2 separate regions of the Homo sapiens genome follow, and region 1 is linked to region 2. A link is an interaction called in ENCODE POLR2A ChIA-PET data of the cell type or tissue named here. Cell type or tissue: B cell. All regions are shown on one strand. Links, peaks and the distances in the headings refer to the core of each region. The heading gives the core; the rest is flanking DNA. Region 1 overlaps RAB17 (RAB17, member RAS oncogene family). Region 2 overlaps LRRFIP1 (LRR binding FLII interacting protein 1).

What was found. Peaks named below come from ENCODE experiments on the same cell type or tissue, not always from the same donor. Only the 100,000 strongest peaks of a DNase experiment are listed, where the experiment ranks them.
Region 1: POLR2A ChIA-PET joins it to region 2 with 5 read pairs; 7 of 35 experiments call an interaction of 5 or more read pairs at or near these places.

Annotation. Positions count from the first base shown.
Region 1 is chr2:237,577,525-237,586,663 of GRCh38, reverse strand. It overlaps RAB17 (RAB17, member RAS oncogene family), which reads left to right. Exons shown (of 6, transcript NM_022449.4): 2 at 507-666; 3 at 8,509-8,660. The coding sequence starts at 510. Among named protein-coding and RNA genes, the nearest start is that of RAB17, 8.6 kb to the left of the region's middle. RefSeq lists an enhancer at 4,463-5,097. In B cell, for the core only: no CTCF peak of the experiment used is centred there; no DNase peak of the experiment used is centred there.
Region 2 is chr2:237,721,535-237,734,644 of GRCh38, reverse strand. It overlaps LRRFIP1 (LRR binding FLII interacting protein 1), which reads right to left. Exons shown (of 24, transcript NM_001137550.2): 7 at 11,059-11,097; 8 at 6,710-6,769; 9 at 827-871. Among named protein-coding and RNA genes, the nearest start is that of RBM44, 71 kb to the left of the region's middle. RefSeq lists a silencer at 9,265-9,559 and enhancers at 11,320-11,819, 11,820-12,321. In B cell, for the core only: no CTCF peak of the experiment used is centred there; a DNase peak (open chromatin) is centred at 7,144.

The sequences.
Region 1 (9,139 bases), core at 1-4,000, 140 kb after region 2:
ACAATGGGAATGTGTCTACGATGTTTTGAGATCATTGAGACACCAACCTTTTTTTAGGTAGATTTTTTCTGAAACACCAACTTTAATCCATGAACAACCACCCAAGAAATGCTCAGATGCTTTTTACCTCTCCTTGCATTAGATACTTTGGGGACAAGTAATAGATTTGTAAAAACTGAAAGTAATGGAAGGAGGACAACAAGCCCTGAGACCGTCACATGTAATCATTGCTTTTCAGGGTCTGCAATGACCCGTGCCCGGAGCTTTCCAAGCAAAGCTCCTTTTGTTCCTTACCACAGACCTAAAAATGGACCTAAAAATTGCAGATGGGGAGATGGGGCATGGGGTGCAGAGGGAAGCAGGAGTGTGGACCTAGGTGGCCTCTGAGTTGGGAGCTCTGTATTGGGCCATCTGCTCCTGACCGAGAAGCAGCCCCGGGGTTGAGCTTGCTGAGATGATGTGGCTCCGATGTTCCACTTGCTTCAGACGGTTGTGATTCTTTGCAGGGCATGGCACAGGCACACAGGACCCCCCAGCCCAGGGCTGCCCCCAGCCAGCCCCGTGTGTTCAAGCTGGTTCTCCTGGGAAGTGGCTCCGTGGGTAAGTCCAGCTTGGCTCTTCGGTACGTGAAGAACGACTTCAAGAGTATCCTGCCTACGGTGGGCTGTAAGTGAGGGCAGAGCACCCCTTTGTTGGTCTTCAGTGCAGAAGTCTGGGCTGCTGACCCACACCTGGGGCAGATGGGGACGAGGCCCACCTAGGAATCCCCATGCTGGGACCTTGAGCTGCCTGTGTCCAGTGCGTGAGGGGAGGGGGTGAGGTCCAAGAGGGCAGCCACAGAATCTACAAAGACAGGAAATGCCCTTGGCTCTGGGTCAGGTTTCAGCTCAGCTGGAGTCTGCAGGGGGTGGAGATTCTGGGGTAGGACCTCTGGCCCCAAAGGGTCGGGCTGGGTGCGAGGGATTATGCTGGTGGAAGGGACAGCCCGGAAGAAGCCTCCTGGGCCCTGGCCACTCAGCGGCCTAAACCAGCTGTCCTCTCCCACCACCCAGGCCGCCCTCCTGCTAACACTGCTCCCTTGCTTTATTTACCCCAACAGCATCTTCCTTCCTGCCTGGACTTGGTTTACCAGCTTGGCCTGGATTGGGGGTGGGAAGATCATTTTGGGGGTGGGCGGGGAGGGAGACCTTCTCTCTGTGTTTCTTAAAAAGGCTAACCTGTCATGAAGCTCAGGAGTAACTGTATGGGGCATCTGCAGGCTGCTGGCCTCCTTCCCATCCTGCTGTGGGCACAGTCTGCCTAGGCAGTGAAACCCAGTTTTCACCTGAAATGGGGAAAGCCAGCGTGTTCTTTATGCCCATTCCCCCTGGGGGAACACATGCAGAATCAGAGCCTCGGTTTCAAATTCGGACTCTGACATGGATAAGCTGCACATCTCCAAATTCACTCATTCATTTACTCATCTAACAGGCATCTGTTGAGCATGAACCCTTTTGCAGGCCTGCGTTAGGTGGGATGGATTCTATAACCAGCTAAACAGATGCACCAAACACAGAAACACAATTGCAAGATGTGGCACATGACGTTAGCTATTTAGGGAGCCCTTCCATTTTCTCAGGGGGGTGGTTCCTGAAGGATCCCCAGGGGATACAGGGGAATTGGCAGGGGTCTGCCTGGCCCGACTCCCAGAGCTAGTGGTGAGAAGGGCCAGGGTGATGGTGAGAGGCTGTCTGCAGAGGGGGACCCTGGGGAGAGAGTCAAGGTTACCCTGTGGTGTGCAGTACAATCCTCTTCTCCATTAGCAAGGAGATCTGTACCCCTCACCCCCCAAGTCCTGATATTGGACTTGGCTTCCTTTAAAAATACATCAAAATGCCAAGGCTGGCCTGAGGGTGGCCTCAGTTGAGAATAGAGCACACAGATGGGGGCCTCACCAGGCCTGGATGTTGAGAGCTTTGTACCTGGGTGGCTGGTATTCAAGATGCAGAGAGAGGCAGCAGGTGTCAGGCCAGGTGAGCTGGACTGGGGATGGATCTCACTCTGACACGGAGGTCTGCACACTGTGGCTCTCTGGCTGTTCTTGTTGTTTTGTGAGTAAGGTTCTGTGGAGACACAACTCTACCTCTTCAGGTACTTACCCTCTGTAAATGATATTCTTGCTGTTCCTCCTCCTCTATTCACTCTAAAATGGCAGCAGGGTTGAGTGGTTGCAGCAGTGACCCCATGGCCAGTAAAACCTAAAGTATCTGCTACAGGGCCTTTTACAGAAGGACTCCATGACGCCACCCTAGCAGAGCCTGCAGGAGCCAGCGCCCAAAGGCACTCACTAGGTGAGCGCAAGCAGGGCTGAGAGATTCCGAGATGCCCGGTTGGAGCGTAGGAGGGTGCTTTGGATTCATTGAGACGTGCTTGGACGTGCTCAGCCCACAGAGAGCTGTACCCACAGAGCACCCACCTTTCTTGGGTGGGGGTGGGGGGGTGATGTGTGGGGTCTGTGAAGCTTCAGGGTGGTGCCGGGCATTCTGTATTTTACAGGTGAGGGGGATGGAGGCCCCGACAATGAGGCGCGAGGCCCTAGTTCCTTTCATTCCAGCAAGCCAGGGTCCGAGCATCCCCCTCACACCTGCCCTGCCTGTACCAATTGCCTGCCCTCTCTTCAGGGGGCCTACCAGGGTCGGGGGGTGAACAAAGCTGGGCTTGCTGGGGAGTCCTAGGCCAGGTTGGGGGTCTTTGCTTGGGGGGCAGGCCTGTATGTCTCACTCTACTCCTGGTCCTCTGTCTGGCCCCGCAGGGGCCATCCCCCTGCCGGCAGCTTTCAGATGAAAGCCAGGGCCTCCCTTCCTCCAAGCCCCTCTCTTCCAGGCCTGGGTTTATCTCCTCTCTCTGAGGGGAAGGACCGTTCTACAGGCTGGGCTCTGCCTTTCACCCAGAACTGGTGGGTGGAGTCTTTGTTCCCACTCTGGGTCTCTGTGATGGGGCCGGGGTGGGAGGCTGTGGGCTGTGGCCCGTGGCACAACGGGGAGAGGAGAACAGCCAGATTAGGTTAGCCTGTGGCTCATGAGCTGCCTTCATCCCATCAGCCTCCAACCCTGGGGTCCGCACTTTTGTATTGAGCACCTCTGTGTGTGGGCAGCTGTGCCGGGTTGCGGGGTTAGAAATGTGGAAGCTCCTTCCTTTGCTGTTGGCTGAGTCCCCTGTGGGAACCATGGTCTCCTCTGCTTCCATCCAAGTGTCTGCGTCACACCTTGGGATAATATTACAGCTTTTAGAGGTAGATATTACTGTAACTATGGATAGATGTCATGCAATTTATTATTATCATTATGTTAATTTTTTTGAGACAGAGTCTTGCTCTGTCACCCAGGCTGGAGTGCAGTGTCTCACTGGAACCTCTGCCTCCTGGGCTCAAGCCATCCTCCCACCTTAGCCTCCAGAGTAGCTGCTATCACAGGTGCGCACCACCATAGCCAGCTAATTTTTATATTTTTTGTAGAGATAGGGTTTTGCCATGGTGTGCACCACTGCACCCGGCCTATGTTAATTATTTTATTATTATTTTTTTTGAGACGGAGTCTCGCTCTGTTGCCCAGGCGGAGTGCAGTGGTGCAACCTTGGCTCATTGCATCCTCTGCCTCCTGGGTTCAAGTGATTCTCCTGCCTCAGCCTCCCGAGTGGCTGGGATTACAGGTGCATACCACCATGCTGATTTTTGTATTTTTAGTAGAGACGGAGTTTCACCATGTTGGCCAGGCTGGTTTTGAACTCCTGACCTCAAGGAATCCACCACCCTTGGCCTCCCAAAGTGTATGTTAATTATTAATCCTCATTATAATAATTACATGATCACATATTATAAATGTGGATATTGCCACTTTTAGGATGAGGAGATGGGATGTGCTCACTCCTTTAACTTACGTGCTTTGGGGGAAGAGTGATCTGTGTTGCACAAAAACCCTTTGAGAGCAGACACTCCTGCTTCTTTTGTCACGTGTGGCTTCAGCTTTTATCAAGAACACTGGGCTCCTGTCCAGGGGAGAGGGTAGGCCAGGAGCAGAGCCTCAGAGGAGAATGGGAGTGCTGTCCTCACAGGCGGCCTGGAAATGCAGGAGGCAGCACGCCCAGTGCTTGGCTGCAGGATCCCCGAGGGAGGGACAGGATGGATGGCCACAGGCATGCCACTCCTTCCCTCCGTCTGGATTTTTTCCCTGTGAAACGGGAGTGTAAACACCTTCCTGGAGTGGCCTCTCCATGAAAGGTTGCTGTCACCCTGGGTGGCTTAAGGTCACCAAGGCCGGCCCTGTCCGAGGGGTCAGCCTTCAGGAGGATTGACTCAGGTCCCTGGGGCCCTCCCGAGGGTCTGGTTCAGTCGACAGGTGTGTGGGGTGGGGCCCACAGCAGGACATGACACAGGTGGTGGGCTCAGCTCCTGGCAAGACACCGTCCATCCAGAGGAAGCAGGAAGCAGAGCCAGAAAGGGACATGGACTCGAGCCCTGAAGCTGGAAAGCCAACGTGCTGGCTGGAGCCAGAAGAGCAGGCAGGAGCAGAGGCAGAACGGACGGGAGTCCGAGGGACGGGAGTCCAAGTGAGCGCAGCCTCCCGCCCACCCCCGCCAGGGCCTGCTGCGGAGGTGGCAGCTTTAGGAGCCCCTGCTGTGTCAGGGACGGGGGCTGGACCTCCCCATGGACTGCCCCCACTGTCCTAACAGGCCACAGCAGGGGAGATTCTGTGCGCTGCTGACTTTCTGCATGACATCTTTTGGAAGGATGGTGACATCTAGTGCTTGTGTGCACATTTGCCAGCTGAAGCCACAACTAACCCCAGACTTGTTGGGCTTTTTCCAGGAAGGGGACGGTGACAAACAGGTACTGAGCACATTCAACTTGGCACCAGCTGACTTCCCTTCTAAATCGAGAACGTGGCTGACGTCCTAGAGCCCCCAGAAAATAAGTTTCCATTTCATGTTCCTTTCAATTTGTCATCAGCTCACTATTTTTACAAAACAGCCAAGTGCTACAGAGAGGGCTTCAATGAGCAGAATTGGCTGTTTATTTAAATTAAAAGGTAAAAAAAGCAAAACCACTTAAATGATATTAACATTTAGTAGAGAGGCTGGGCGCAGTGGCTCATGCCTATAATCTCAGCAATTTGGGAGGCCGAGGCGGGCAGATTGCCCGAGCTCAGGAGTTGGATACCAGCCTGGGCAACATGGTGAAACCGTGTCTCTACTAAAAAAATAAAATTAAATTAAAAAAATAAAATTTAGTAGAGGAACTTTTTTTTTTTTTTTTAAGATGGCGTCTCATTCTGTTGCCCAGGCTGGAGTGTGGTGGTATGATCACAGCTCACTGTAGCCTCAACCTCCTGGGCTCAAGCAAGCCTCCACCTCCACCTCTTCAGTAGCTGGGACCACAGGTGTGCGCCACCACACCCAGCTAATTTTTGTGTTTTTTGTAGAGACAAGGTTTCACTGATCTTAAGCTCCTGAGCTAGATTGATCTTCCCTCCTTGGCCTCCCAAAATGCTGGGGTTACAGGCATGAGCCACTGTACCCAGCCAAAACTTTATTTTTTAATTACATTTTGGCCTTAGCCATGGAGATATAGAAATGTGGTTAGTGGGTTTCTGAAAAAGGTTATGATAATAAATGCATGCTGTCTTCCGGGTCAGAGCCACGGAGTGCACGAGACTAGGTTGCCTCAAATACCTGTCCAGGGGCCCACCTGAGGGCCTTACATCTCTGCAGGGAAGGGAAGGGTCTATGTTCTGTAAATAGCCAAACATTGACTATTATTATGCATTATCATTGCTTGGACTAAAACCCATGCCCTCCTTGGAAATTTGCTGGAATTTTACATTAGTGTAAATTCAACCACCAGCCATCATTTTCCCTCCCCTCCTCCCCCCCCTTCTTTTTTTGAGGCAGAGTCTCACTCTGTCTCCTGCTGCCCAGGCTGGAGTGCAGTGGCACAATCTTGGCTCGCTGCAACCTCCACCTCCTGGGTTCAAGCGATTCTCCTGCTTCGGCCTCCCGAGTAGCTGGGACTACAGGGGCATGCCAGCACACCTGGCTAATTTTTGTATTTTTAGTAGAAACAGGGTTTCACCATGTTGGTCAGGCTGGTCTTGAACTCGACCTCAAGTGATCTACCCACCTCGGCCTCCCAAAGTGCTGGGATTACAGGCATGAGCCACTGTGCCCAGCCTCCAGCCATCATTTTCAACATGGAAAAGGAAAATATGAGAGGCTAAGATTGGTAAATGGAGGAAGAAAACCTGAATTTTATGCTCACGTTTCACCCTGCGCCAGCTTTTAAGATAAAACCAAATTCAAACTGAGAAATGTGATTTGAAGTGATGGGAAACAGAAAGATGTGGATAAAAGGCCCACGTTTTAAGACAACAAGTCCACAAAGAGCAAAGAGGACAGAAAGAAGAAGCAAAATTCATATGCCCTTTCTCTCCTTGCTCAGGCGATTTAACAGCCACCCTGGGTGAAGGGCACCATTAGCTCCTGCTATGGATGAGGAAGCTGAGACTTAGAAAGTTTAAGCAAGCTGCCATCAGATCAGCTGATGGGTGTACATTTATATTCTGGGCACGGTCTTCATTCTGGCACCATTGTCAATCCAGTGGAGCATCTGGTGTGTTCAGAGGTTTATAGCCGGTTCAGTCCCGACAGTTGCCCCATCTAAGCTGGAAATCACTGGTCCTACTGTCTGGATGGAGACTGCAGCTTTGTTTGACCTGGGGAGTTGGTCTGACTTCAAGTTCCTGGACCTGCAGGGAACTGCAGGACATGCGGGCAGAAGAGCCCAGGCAGTGGTTTCCGTTTAGGAAGAGGTTGTCTCATGATAGAGAAGCACGGTCTTGCTGCACCATGCTGGAAAGCTCTGTCCAGCCTCCTGTTCTCTGTCCAGCCTCCTGTTCTCTGTCTAGTGGGTGCAATTGAGTTTCTCCCACCCGTAAAGAGGCGATTAAGTCCTAACCCCCGGAACCTGTGAGTGCGACCTTATTTGGAGAGAGGGTCTTTGCAGATGTAATTAATTAAGGCCAACAAGATGGAACTTAGGATAGCCCTTAAGTCCAGTGACTGACATCCTTATAAGAAGGGGAGAGGACACAGCCACAGAGGGGCAGCCACGTGAAGACAGAGCCAGAGATGGGGGTGATGCAGCCACCAGGAACACCAGGGTTGCCGGCAGCCCCTGAAGCTGGAGGAGGCCTGGAATGGATTCTCCTTCAGTCTCCGGAAGGAACCAACCCAGCCAACGCATCAGTTTTGGACCTCTGGCCTCCAGAACTGCAGGAAGAAATTTGCTAATTTGAGCCACTCGGCTCATGGGACTTTGTTTTGGCAGCCGCAGGACACTCATGCACTGTCCTTGGAGTGTAAGTTTTTATTTTAAACATGTGGCTCCATTTGCCAGAATCTCCCCAACAGACCCCAAACCCAATCCAGGGTCTAGGCAGGGTAGCAGCTTTGACAGGAGCCTGTCGGTGCTGGTGGCTCCTCCATGCCCCAGACACCTTGCCTTCCCCCGCCCCGTCCTCTCCAGTTCTGTGTATAACACATTCCTGACAAGCCACACACAATGGGGCAAAACATTTTGGAGATCTATAAAATAACCATTTTAAAATCATATAACTTTGGAAAGCAAAGGGTAGAAAATCTTTAAATGAACAGTGCATTGCCCAATATGTTAAAGTGCTTGGGAGTAGTTGTGTGTGTGTGTGTGTGTGTGTGTGTGTGTGTGTGTGTGTTAAGCAGGTACATGGCTGAGTAAGACAAAGCCCCTGCCTTCCTGGGGGAGACAGGTGGAGAACGCAGGAGGCCTTGCCTCTGGGTGTGTATGGGGTGCAGGGAGGCTTCCGTGGAGGCAGGGGGCCCAGCAGCCCTTCCGGGGTTGCCGCTGGAAGATCTCAGAGGATGCCTAAGAGTTTTCTAGGTGAACAAGAGGAAGGATACCATGCAGAGGGGACAGTAGAGAAGGGTGTTGGTGGGGAGCAGCATTGGGAAAGTGGGGAGGTTAGCAGGAGGCGAGGAAGGCCTTGGAGGAGCCTATGCAATCGTGACTGCCTCTGTGCAAGATGGGTCTGGCAGGCGAGGGGCCGGTAGGCCGGGGGTGCCCAGGGCTCTAGGGGTTCCCAGAGCCCAGCTGCATCGCTGGAAGCTGGCAGGGATGCATCGGACTCCCAGTAAGTGGAGATCCCTTTCACGGCATATGTAGCCCAGAGCTTTTGTATTAGGTCCTGGAGAGATTTATCTTCCCATCCAAAGCCTCTCCAAAGGCCCCATAGCAATCACTCCCAACACTTTGCTCGATGTGGAAGGCTCCATCTCCCAGAAGAACTGTTTGCTCAACCTCCTGGCCATGCGGGCGTGGGAGATGCATGGCCAGCTGTCCCTCTGAGCCCATTGCTGTGCCTGCGGCTTGCCGTGGTCCCACCTGAGCCGCATGTGGCAACCTCGTCCTCTGAGTAAGCCCTCTGGGCCTCCCTGTTTCAGGTGCGTTCTTCACAAAGGTGGTGGATGTGGGTGCCACCTCTCTGAAGCTTGAGATCTGGGACACAGCTGGCCAGGAGAAGTACCACAGCGTCTGCCACCTCTACTTCAGGGGTGCCAACGCTGCGCTTCTGGTGTACGACATCACCAGGAAGGTAGGGCCCGCCTTGAGGCACGTCCCACCCTCCTTCCCAAGCACCTGCCTTCTGGTTTCTCCAGTGCAATGATGCCATGGCGTAATCACAAGGAACAGAGACTCCATTAGTGAGCAACAGTCACCTCCTCCAGGATGGCCTCCTGACAACCCCCCATCCTCCTCCACAGTGGGGTTCTGCTCCTCCGTGGTCCACAAAGAACATGCCGTTGCCATCTGCCACTCAGTAGTTCCTGGTGCTGCATTAGGGTCAGGGTTTGGGGTGGTGGCCAGTCCCCCAGACTCTCTTGCACAAAGTGGTCCTTTGAGGACAGCTAGGCGTGGGAGATTCAGGAGCTCGAGGCCTGACCTGAAATACCCCGTGGCTGGCAGTCTCCTGGGCCTGGTCAGGGTGAAGGATCTGATGTGTGTCCTAGCAGTTTTCTGCCTGGCCGCACAGGTCACCCAGGACAGGAACGTGCCCTCCTCAGAGGAACGGAG
Region 2 (13,110 bases), core at 5,389-9,388:
AGCCATTTATTAATATATCAAACACATAAGTATGCAATCTGATGGAAATTCAGAAAGTTATTAATGGCTGGGTGTGGTGGCTCATGCCTGTAATCCTAGCACTCTGGGAGGCCGAGGCAGGCAGATCACCTGAGGTCGGGAGTTTGAGACCAGCCTGGCCAACGTGGTGAAACCCGTCTCTACTGAAAACACAAAAAGTAACTGGGTGTGGTGACACGTGCCTGTAATCCCAGCTACCCAGGAGGCTGAGGCAGGAGACTCACTTGAACCTGGGAGGCGTAGGTTGCACTGAGCCGAGATCGTGCCCTTGCACTCCAGCCTGGGTGACAGAGGGAGATTCTGTCTCCAAAAAAAAAAAAAAAAAAAAAAAAGGTTATTAACAAGACAATATAGCTACTTTGAGTATTTACTTTACGTTTCTTGCATAGCATAAGTACTTATATTTAAAACTGGAAATTTCCAAAGTAATATAGTAACATGGATTAGTATCTGTCCAGGTTACCAAAGCATTAAAAAGCCACCATTCTTTCTGCCAATAGGTAAAGTAAACATTGCTGTTGTTCCATTCCTGCCTAACGATCCCAGCAAACACAAGGCTTCCTGGAGACAGAGCAGTGTGGCAGCTACAGTCAACAATCGGGGGAGAGAAAACCCAGATCTGGCCAAAGGGGACAGACATTCCCCACTGGCACATGTAAGCTCCACGTGAAGGTGCAACTTCCCCCAGGGGGCTGGGAACAGGCACATCCCCGGCTCTGGGCTTGGTGGGGGCGGTGCATGCACAGTGGGAGGGGGTGCGGGGCAGCAGGGTGGGCAGCACACGCACCCGGTAACTCCCCGAAGGCCGGGCAGCGCTGTACAGACAGGAGGGCTGGAGGATGAAAGCAAATGGCAGGTTTTAAAAGCCTTGAAAAAACAGCAACAAATGACAGCAAAAGGCCATCACGATAGTTTCAGCATTCACCATAGCCAACTGCTGTACAGTGGTTAAACAGAAACAAACCGATCGAGGCACCGTGTTTTCTGCAAATTTGATAGATGCAAATCCAAAATTTACAAGAAAGATAACTGAGATGATTTTTAACTTTAAAACAGTAAACTTCCCAGCATCTTTAAAACACGATCATTTCTAGTCATTTCAGGCATTCCTGGAAGAAAGGGTCAGGGGATGAGACAGAATGGTGACAAGGTCAACACAACAACAGCAACAAAACCCACAGCTCAAATCCAAGGTTAACGACACACTTGGCAGTATTCAATACGCAGATGTCCACACATGAAGACAGGAGCAGGAAGAGTCTTTATTTCTATGCCAGGGGCCCAGCGACAGTCTTCAAGACACAAAGGGAGTCACTGCAAGGCTGCCTCAGCTGGTGTGGGAGGCACCCCCAGAGGAGCCGCGGTCTAGCCCTGTCAAAGGAGAATCCTGCCTAGCACACACGTCAGGGGGAGGCAGTGCTGGTGAAGGGACAGGCTGGGACACAAGGGCAGCTCCCAGTGTCCAGAGACTGTGCCACGGGACAGAATCTGGACTCATTTCCAGGGCACACTGAGCAAGTCAGGCAAGGTGCACGGCCAGGCGGTGATCACTCAGCAGCTCCAGTCGACATGCAAGGGAGAGGGACAGTTCAACCTCCAAATAGGACGTGTACTTTCACCTCTGACACCGACTTCCTTGGATTAGAATAAGACTCGATACCTATAGCTAACAGGCCAAGCACCTCAGGGCCGGACCTGAACCTGACCTTGTAAAAACAGGAAACAGCGGGGAGACCCAGCCAAAGGAATAACACTGTTCTGTCCACTTCTCAGGGACCAAGGAGGCAGATTAGGCACAAAAACCTTCCAAATTGCTTCCTGGACACATTTACAAGAGAAAAAATATTTTTAAAAAAACAAATGAAACCCCAAATGGGGAACAATTGCTGGAAAAGGAGGAGAGACCCAAGAGACCAATTTTTTGGACTCGAGTTTTTGAAAATATGCATTTAATAAAACCCTCCTTTTCCTTAAGTCTCCTTTTCTATATAGGTTCTAACTTATTTGACATGGTTTTTCTAAAAGATTGACAAAAGTCTTAGCAAACTAGTCAAGCCAATTAAAACAGTTGCTAAGCTTTGCTCTTGTGACTTTGTGTAGAGGAGGCTGAACTATCCACTAAATGTAATCAGCAATTAAAGTGATGCACAGAAGGAAAGGGAAGGAGCGACAAAGTGATGTGAAAAGGAGACAGACCCAGCTTCCATTTGGGGCAGACAGGGGTGTGGGAGCCAGGCCACCACCGGCAAGCCCAAGGCTGGAGCCGGAGAGTCCCTGTAATCAGAGCAAATGGGCAGCAGAGAGGAGAGAGAGGCTCACACCCTCACGGCATCGCAAAGGTACATCAGTCCAGTGAGTTCAGAGACGATTACCTTATACAACCAAAACAGTAACAGGCATGCACTCACGGGGGAGGGAGAGAACGAGGGTCAGAAGGAAATAAAGACGGCTGGGCCAGGCAACTGACAAAACTAGGAGATGGGGCCAAATTAGGACTTTTGAGTTCACGCACAGAAAAAAATATTTAATTTTAGTTGATATTAAATATTGAAATAAATTTTAATTGATATTAGGAAGAGTCATCAATACTACATTCTACACTGATACCTTTCCATTATTATATTTAAATAAAATTAAACGCACCACGTACTGGGCAGCAATAGATGTCTACAGAGCACAATTTCCAGGAAGGTTCTGAGGGTGGGTGAGTACAAGAGCCCTCGGGCAGCAAATCACGGGCACACAGGGCTCAGGGCGAGTTCACATGTGGCCCTGTTTGAATGAGTCAGCTCTCATTCTGATGTTTAACCCTTTGGATGTGGGTTATTTCTCTTAAATGGACTGAAGTGAGTCAGATGCAGGCTGAACTTGGGTGAATCGTTCATATCCAAAGATGAGATATTTATTGCCATCTTTTATTTTAGAGCAAGTAACTCAGCTTATCGAAAATGAGTTGGAAATGAAGTTTTCTTAATGACTAAGTGCCCTCTGCAACAGCAAAATCTCTTGAATTAAGAAAATGCCCAAAGCCTTTTTCAAGGTGTTAAACCCACCGATGCTTTGGTGTTCACAGCTGATCATATACTGAGTCAAAATTCACATATTGGGGGACAGAAGGGCCATCAGCTTACAGTGGGGGGATTTATTACAGACTGGGGGACTATGGGAAGGGTTGAGAAAGGTGGCAAGCAGTGGGCGCCATGGAGCTGCCAGCACCTTCTGCAGTCTCCCTGGACATGAAGGGGTTGGACAAGGGGTGAAGAGGTGAGGAAGAAGTGCCCTGGCAAGAAAAAGATACCCCCCAACCCCCCGGGAGGGAAACGAGAATAGGGGCTGGAAATTGGGGACAGGGCGGGGAAGGGTCAGAGCTATTTCTTCTAGAAGCATTTTAATGAGGTCAATGATACATGGGAGTGGCTAAAGGAAATCGCAGAGGAATTGCATAGATTTCATTTTCTGATTTCAGCGTGGGAGCTGCTACTGGAGTCACCAGGTTCACGGAACAGCTCCAACAGCACCCTGTGCTCAGCCACATGGCACCTCTCCTGGGTTCTGCCCATTCTGCGCGGCCTCTGCTCTGCTCAAATGGCTACTTACCTTGAAGAGCTTCCCCTCTAGGCTCTACCTGGTTAGTTCCTATTCTTTTCATTTGTTCTATTTGTTTGTTTGTTTGTTTGTTTGTTTGTCTGAGATGGAATCTCACTCTGTCGCCCAGGCTGGAGTGCAGTGGTGCAATCTTGGCTCACTGCAACCTCTGCTTCCTGGGTTCAAGCGATTCTCCTGCCTCAGCCCCCCGAGTAGCTGGGACTACAGGCATGTGCCACCGCACCTAGCTAATTTTTTATATTTTTAGTAGAGACGGGGTTTCATCGTGTTAGCCAGGATGGTCTCTATCTCCTGACCTCATGGTCTGCCCACCTCGGCCTCCCGAAGTGCTGGGATTTATAGGTGTGAGCCACCACACCTGGCCCTTCCTATTTATTAAGGTTCAGCTCACATCTTTTTTCCTGGCAAAACCAGTGTCTCCCTCCCATTCTATCTACTCATCTGTTCACTCCTGTACTGGTCTCCGGTGCCGGTGGCTTCTGTTCTAGATGTCAGTGCCTGGAGAGCACCCACCTCCTCTGCTTAGCTTTGTGATCCCAGGGCCTGCTTGATTTTCCTACCTAAACTAGTCCCAATTTTGCTGAGTAAATGTGAACCTAAACAAACACCAACAAGCCTTAGCAATTTTAGGGCTCTTAAACAATTTAGAAATTATGTTTATCAAGACCGATGCATGTTTGTAGAGAATGGGAAGGAACTCTGTTGTGTAAACATGTGGATTTGGATGAGACTCTGGATTTTCCTTCCAAGTCTAGTCCATGCCCAAGAAACCACCACAAAGTTTGCATGTACTCTTCAAAGTAGTTCTGTTTTCAGAAACTCTCAAGAATTCAAGAGCATTCTTCTAATTATTTTTTTCCTTTTGATTAATTCTAATTAGAAAATATACACAAAAACACGTCCTTTCATTGCAGCCAGCTGAATGCCACAATTCACATTCGAGCTGGTGTGGTCAAACGCAGCACACTGGAGTACATCTGAATGAAGGAGCTCATGTTAACTGCTGCTTTTCACGTCAATAACACAGCTACCCAAACAAAAATCCGTCAAACAGACACCGAAAGAGAAAAGTAGAGCTGAATCCACACACACAAGATTGCATGCTACAAAATCTGCGGTTTCTGAAGAGAATGTGAAAGATTTAAATGGAAACCAACCAACTTCTCCTCCCTGGATGATGACAAAGTAGAGAATCTGCTGTCACCGCTGTAGCTGGAATTCTGAGCACCAAAGAAGAAAACACGTTTAAGTGACAAGCACTTCCTTACGACTCCAAAAGCACCCCCATCCCATTCAAAAGGCGAACATGGAACAGCACAACCGAGCCAACACTAGGAGCCCAGGAACGCTAGTTTATCTAAAGACGCGAGGCACAAACAGTACAGCAGAGATTCTTAACAACTGGAGATTCTAAGCTGTATTTTCACCTTCAGTGTTTGTGTCTTGGTGATGCCAGGGGTGTATCTAGTACTGCTTTTCACAATCTCATATCCCTAGCACGATTCGTAATTACTGAGTTTCACACTGCGTTGTCAGTAAACTCCTTGTCTTATCTCCTTGGGTAACTAAAATTCCATTTATTGCAAAATTTTCAATCTTTCTTCAGCCCAGCCCGCCTGCGGGCTATAGCTCAGCCCTGGGGTGCCAGAAAGGTGGGTGGAGTGTGACAGCCTGCTGCCACCCGTCCACTGGAGAGCCCTTATCCACAGAGTGCAAATGCCCTGAAGGCCATCTTTACGTGTCTTGAGTATACATTTTTAAAATGTCGCATCCAGCCGGGTGCCATGGCTCATGCCTGTAATCCCAGCATTTTGGGAGGCCGAGGTGCGCAGATCACCTGAGGTCAGGAGTTCGAGACCAGCCTGGCCAGCAGGGTGAAACTCCATCTCTACTAAAAAATACAAAAAAAATTAGCCAGGTGTGGTAGTGGATGCCTGTAATCCAAGCTACTTGGGAGGCTGAGGCAGGAGAATCGCTCGAACCCAGGAGGCAGAGGTTGCAGTGAGCTGAGATAGCACCACTGCACTCCAGCCTGGGTGAGGGCACGAGACTTTGTCTCAAAAAATAAATAATTAAAGTGCATGCAATGCTAAATAGGTAAATAGGAATGAGCAAGTAAAAACAACTTGATCAGCTGGTTTCAGAAAGCTAAAGACGGCTTTGGTCGGGGAGAGGGAAGAAGGTCTGGGTGGGGTCACTCATTTGAAGCCCAAAAGTATAATTTAAGCATACACATGATATCTTAATATAACATAATTAAGATAAATGAAAAGAAATACTATTTTACACAATTAGGAATATTACTAAAAGAAAAAAATGAAGCATGAGAACAGGAAATTTTTAGACCATTTCACACAGAATGGACCTGTGGGATATCGTGAAGCTTAATGGAAATGTATCCAGTGTAACCTTCTAAAATCCCCAATGACCTCCTGTCCTTGATTAATCCAAAGCCCTCCCCACCCCCGCCCGGTCTCCCTAATGCCCCTGCCACTGGCACCACTCCCTCTCTCTCCCCCTAGAGCAGCACCCTTTCCTTCCACCAGCTCCTTCCTGCCTCCCACCCCTTAACTGGGAGCCTTCCAAGCATCTGCATTGTTTTATTCTCCTTTTCCTCTCCAGAAAAACACAGGTGCTTGTACACATGCCTTTAAGGTAAACATTAAAATTACAAATGACAGATGTGGAGACTGCGAAAATGTTGGATTTAGTATCTTTGAAAGCTGAATATACTTAATACACACATTATATACATACACCCAGGGGAATACAGTAATGAAAGAGTTAATCTTTAATTTCAGATCTTTTAAAACTTGAGATTCTTATCAATATCTACCCCTTATACTAACAATCAGAATGTTGGAGGGCTAACATTCTCAGAATGTTTGCTAGTTGAAAAACATTATCTTTCATTCCATCATGTGCTAGGAAAAAAAAGACAGACCGATTTTAAAATTTAAAAACAGCAAAGAAGCTAAATTTAAATTTAGCAATTAGTTTTTAGTTCTAGAAGCTTTGAAACAACCTATTTGAATTTTGAGCCATGCAAATTTACTATACTAACCCTGCCAGATCTTCTATTCAGGGACTGTGATCCATACAATTCTCCATCATAACCATTTGTCTGTTTCAATGAAGAAAAGAGAAAAACTGACATCAGTACACAAATGAATTCACAGGTACAAATCAGCAGGGACCAACCAGCCAGGTATAAGGTGACCTTTCTTGTGGAGCGGATGAATGACCAGTCCAGGACAGTACAAGTCCTGGCAGCTCCCAAACTGCATCCCTGCCGCCGTCTGCTCCCCCGCAGCTCAGGAGGGAACAGCAGTCAAGCTAACCAAGTCAGTAGGCTTCATGTCACATGCCACTCTTAGTTTTAAAGTGGCACCAAGTCCCTCCACGGGGTGGAACATTTGGGCTTGGTGTGGCCATTTCCTTGTCAGGCTGTTTCTGGTTTTATGGTGGCTCTGTGGACATTCTGCTTGCAAGAAGCCACATGCCAGGCCGATGGGTAGTGATTCAGCCTGAGTCAATGAGTTTTCAGTTCCTGGTTCAGGGTCTTTGAAAATTATGGCACATTGTGATGCTATGGGCCATAATTCAGAAGATTCAGAGATCATTTCTTTTTTTTTTTTTTTTTTGAGACAGAGTCTCGCTCTGTCGCCCAGGCTAGAATGCAGTAGTGTGAGCTCAGCTCACTGCAACCTCTGCCTCCCTGGTTCAAGTGATTCTCCTGCCTCAGCCTCCTGAGTAGCTGGGATTACAGGCGTGCGTCACCACGCCCGGCTAATTTTTGCATTTTTAGTAGAGACGGGGTTTCATCATGTTGGTCAGGCTGGTCTCGAACTCCTGACCTCGTGATCCGCCCGCCTTGGCCTCCCAAAGTGCTGGGATTACAGGCGTGAGCCATCGCGCCCGGCCTCAGAAATTATTTCTAGTCAATCTATAGTTAAACGCAAAAGTTCATCGTGGGGTATATCCTCTATACTAGTTTTTTATTCATCCAGCCCTCCTACTTTATTTTTCAAAATGAAATTTGAACACATATTTAATAATTTCATAATGTGTCCTCCAGAATAAAGGAGAATGATTCTACTAAGTGCATGCCTATCATCCCTCTCTTCTCAGTTCCCAGCCCAGGTTCCCTTAAGTCAAAGCATGGGCTTTCTAAATGTCCCTTAATTCATCTATAAGGAAATTTCTGCTGATTCAAAATAGAGCTGTCAAGCATCAGAGACAAAACCAGCTCTCGGGACAGAAAAAGGAGGAGCAGTCTACACAACTGGTAAAAATGGAAGGAGACGCCATCAGGTCCTGGGCATGAGTCCAAATTCCACAAAGAAGCTCCGTCATGTGACCTTAAGTAATTATTTAATGCACTTGAACATCTGTTTTCTCAGCCGTGAAAATGTGCATAATAATAAATACATTACAAAGCCATCGTGAGGATTAAATGAGATGAAAATGAGTATCTCAAGCACCTAGAACAGTGCCCTCATGAATCACCAGCTGACTGGGTGGATACATGAATCCACATGGAAGGGGCCTGGCATATGGGAGGTGCTAAACATGGTTCCTTATCCGGGGGACGGGTGCTGTATAGCACATATTTTGCAGCCATGACATTAAAGTAGAAAAAAAAATTGAATTTCCAGACAGATTATAAATCCAGATTCATAAAACTTTGACTATCAAACTATATATTTATCTTTGCTGTAACTCAAAACAAATCAAGAAATCAATTTGAAGTTCTGAAACAAAAGGAGTGTAGAAATCCTTCCATATTAAATTTGAGAACTCTATGAGTAACATTAAAACATTTCTGAAATAAATTTAATAGTAAAAATCTTTGGAGATTGGCAAGAGTTTTACTCAGACTAATTTCCTTTCATGTCTTCAGCAACAAGATTATTTGACATGAAAATGCATGTCAAGGACTTGCAAATTTTAGATCTCAATCCCTTGTTATGTCTTCAGAAACTAGATTCCAGAAGAAATTAATAAAATAATGAAGGCTAATGTTAATCACTTTTAGATGACTTTGACTTTACTAACAAATGAGGAAGAGAAATGTATGACATAAGCAAGGCCTCTGGCTCTCCACTGCTGCTTATGAAATACATAGCTCTGTGGCGGAACCCTGTCCTTTGCACTGTAGTTCTCCAGCTCAGCCTGCAGCGACGGAGCAGAAGGCTGGGCAAGCTGGAAGCATGACAGTATCCTCTCATTTGTCACCTTTCCACTTACAGCCTTCTACGAAAACCTGGGAAAAACTGTTACTTTGCAGGAAAGCCTGCAAAGCAATTTCCATGACCAGGTCTGTGGTAATGGAATTCTATCATAAGGAACCTATTCCTGGGCTATGTTCCTAGAATGTATTCCCAAATCTATAGGATCTTGTTGACTATACCTCCATAGGGAGAAGTACTTTGACCTTCTTAAAGAACACTGCTAACTTTCTCCTCTTGGATGGTGTTTTTTTGTGTTGTATTTAGATGGGTGGGGCTGTTTTTACGTGGCATAAGAGGGCAAGGGGCATTGACAGTTAACTGAACAATATTAGAACAAAAGTCCATAGGCAGCATATTAACTTCATCTTAAGTTGGGTCTCTGATGTTCAACAAGCTTCGCTCTATTGTACTGTGTAGCTTTAAGTGGTACACAGGCTTGTTCACTTTGCTGGTTCCATGCTCCCAGGCTGGGTCTCACACCTGCTTCCTGGACACCTGGCATGCTTCCCACAAGCATGGGCCACTGCCTAGGGAATCAGGATACCTACAGAAAGGGCTCAGGAACAGGCACTCTAACAAGCTCTCCAGAAACACTGCCATAAGAGAGAATAAAATAAAGAGGACACACATAAGTTAGTATGTTCTAATACAGGATAAATAAGATACAAGGGTAAATGCCCTATGAAAACGGTAACTTGTGACTAGTCCGAATGCTAATGGCTACCACGCAGTGTTATCAAAGCGTCTGTGACCTTCCCATGGGACCACGCAAAAGTCCACTGCCAACTTTTTGGATGAATAATGTTAGATGTCTTTTCTACATGAGTCAAAAGACAGAGCACATGTAAAGGGCATTAGAGATGGAAAAGGAAACAAGGAAGGTGACGTCAAAACTCTGGAGTTCGATCCCTGATGCATTCTATTGAATTTTAAAAAAGAATTAAGACCGAAAAAAAAAATCCAAAATGTGTTCCTGACCATTGCTAACATATACATTTATCCCACTGGGGGCTAGCTCTTAAACAAAATTTACTTTGAATTTAACATAAAAAGAGTAATAATCTAGAAATATGTTGCTAACACATTGAATTCCTTAAAGAACAGGAGAGTTGCTGGAGTTACAGTGTCACAGAAATGCCCTCACCTGCCAGAGCGACTTGCAGTGCTCTGTAGGTAAGTAACAGATACTCTGTGAAGAGCGCTTTCTGAATCTAACGCCCTGTCTTTGTGCTTTCCCCTGTCCTGACTCCCGAGCTACTCACTCCAGCCTCTGCTCTTGTATCTGTTAAGAGCAGAACAGCCGTCCCACAGGAGGCTCAGGGCACCAAATATGCTATGCAGATGTATGCTACTATTGATTCACTATAATTGCAAACACAAAAATACATTTTTAAAACAAGAATTTACTAAATAATTTTGAAATGCACTGGAGCAAATGAAGCACAAACTGCTTTTAGGTAAAGTCCTTCAGGTGAAATAGTACATAATATGCTACAATAACTTCAGTATCGAATCACTTTAATGCTGAGCTGTGCTTTCTGAGAACTTTTTCTTCCTTGAAGTATAACACTGACAGACTTTTAGAAAGCATAAGGCACAGAAACTGTCAGAGACATATAAGAAGTAATTCTGAGTTTATGTCTAAAGCCTTAGTTTTTGTTACTGGAAGTTAGGAGTTTTCTCAAAGAATACTTTCTGGCAAAAAAAAAAAAAAAAGTCAGATTGTACATTTAATTTGAATGGATATAGACTGGAAAATAATGGATTTTTCATTAGGTAAAATGGCTTTACATTTAATCTTTTAAAGCAAATGTAGAGGCCTTGGGAATTCTTGATCTGATTTGAGTTCCTTGAAGGCAGACACTATCTTTTTCATCTTGGTATGCACAGCTGCTAACACAAGGCGTGGCAAACAGCTGGTGCTCAAAGGCCATCTGGTGAGGGAGTGTTCATGCACAGATGCCTGGGCTCCTCCCCTCCGGCAGGATCAGGGCTGCACCCTGGAGGCCCCAGGAGGAAGACTGCTCACTCTGCAGGGTAAGCCTGCCCTCCTGGCCTCATAGCCCCCCAGGCAAAAACTGGAGACAAAGCACCCATGAGATTCGTGGAAATACCACAGGTTATTATGGTCACACCACACAGTTAAGGTCACACAGCAAAGTATATCCGACCATCTCACCCAGGCGTAAGGACCCCCATACTCCAAGTCAGGCTGCGACTGTCAGAAGAAAGATGGCAGAAAAAAAAAACAACAGCAAAGAGAGTTGCCAAAAGTAAATTTAAAAGCTAAGTAAAACATAAATACAAGCAATCTTTAAAATCTTAACAAAAATGCATTTTTCCATAATTTCTAGGATCTAATATGTATTTACAAAAAGAATTATGTCAGAATGGTAGCTACCACAGAATCCAGTAGCATTCAATAAACTTCCATGGCAAAGGCTGCTATAATTCACAAAGTCTGAAACAGTTTGATAAATCTTATTTCCTCTTCTACATAATCCATTTTAGTTACAAAAGGGCAAAGGTTAACAGATGCACTGTCATCAATTTTCAAAAAGGAAAATTAAAAATCTAGATTTTCCAGAAAATCTAAACTCGAGAAATTCTAGAAAATCCAAAATCTAGACTTTCTGAGGAGGCATCCATACAAATTCCAGAGTAGTATAAATCACCTCCCCACCTTTTTTAGGGTTTATCATTTTTTCTAGCTAAATGAAGAAGGCCTGTGTTTTCAGAGTCAATAAATAAAAGATACGATCTTACAATCAAAAATGTAAAAAGTTCATAATATTAAAATACATAAAAACAGTAGAAACTGGCCCCGCATAGAAATAGAGCGAGATGCCAGTCCTCACTCTGGGGAGTGCCCTGTTCGGTGGTACAAAGGGGCAAGCATAGAGCCCAGGGAACCCAGCGCACGGAGGACACACAGCCCACCAGGGCCCTGAGCAGCAGGCACTGGCCTTGTTCCTAAGAACTGTGACCCCACGCAGGCCTCTTCACCACTCTGGGCTTGTTTGGTGCCTATAAACATTAGGAGGTTTGACTCTCATCTCCAGGATCCAAGTTCTTAAGTTCTGAGGAATATATTTCTTCAGATCAAGTACCTGATGGGAAAGTGTCATGTGGCTGAAAATGAAAATCCCATCCACTTCCTCCCCATCTTATGTACTGTCCTAATGGTGAACATCCTATAGGAAATTTCAGCTCTTAAAACAAATATACTTGATATCTCGGCAAAGAGTGGTGTCCAGCAGAAAGATGCAACTTATTTCTGGTTAAAAATCATTGAAAATGAAATGAATGCTGTTACATAACACCGTAATACTCGTTCATATTGCAATGGTTTTCAACTCTTCAGGGTCAGGAGACCCTCTGAGAATCTGAAGAAACTGAACATTCTTTTCCCAGGAAAATGTAAGTGCACACATCTTACATCTGAAATTGTGCCTACAATTTCAGGAGGGTGTGGCTCTGAAAATGATGCATTTTGAGAGAGACAGTTTGGGATTCTGTGCCTCTCTCCTCCTATTCTCTCTTGAACCCATATTAACCAGGTTTTGCCCTCAATATTTCCGTTAAAAGTTCTCCTGCCAAAGTGACTGACATCCTCTATACCGCTAAGTCTGAGTTTCCTCCTCTCTCGGTCGCTCCCCCTCATCCCTGAAACAGCATTTTCTTCACTGGTTTCAAGGACTCAAGCTTCTCCTGGGCCTGCTCAACAGCTGTGATGTCTGGGCCTTGTCTACAGACTTTGTCAATTGAGCTTTGCATTTATTCTATTTTGGATCCATAAATCTTCCCTCTTCTGGGGTGAGTGGGGTCAGACGGTCCCGAGGTAACGGTTACAACAGCATCCCTGAGGCTACATCTCAGGAGAAGGTTTCAAACAGCAAGGAAGCCCTCACGGGGCCTCACATTTGAACCACAGTTTTTTGGCAAAATCACTACGGATCTGCTTTTGGCACTGCAAGGACACTGACAAGGACAGAGTGGCTTCACAGCACAGCAACCGTGTTTCACCTCTGCATTTTATCATTGGGAAGGGCCAAATTACATGCACACTCAGTGCATGTATAAGAAGTCAAGGAGTAATAGGATTTAATTGCCACAGTGAAGAGAAACAAGCCTTCAGCTCTATGTGGTCCCTAAGGATTAATAAAGCGAGTGGCTGCTTTGAGATTTATTTATTACTAGCGGTGAGATGTAATTTCAATCCTGCAGTAAA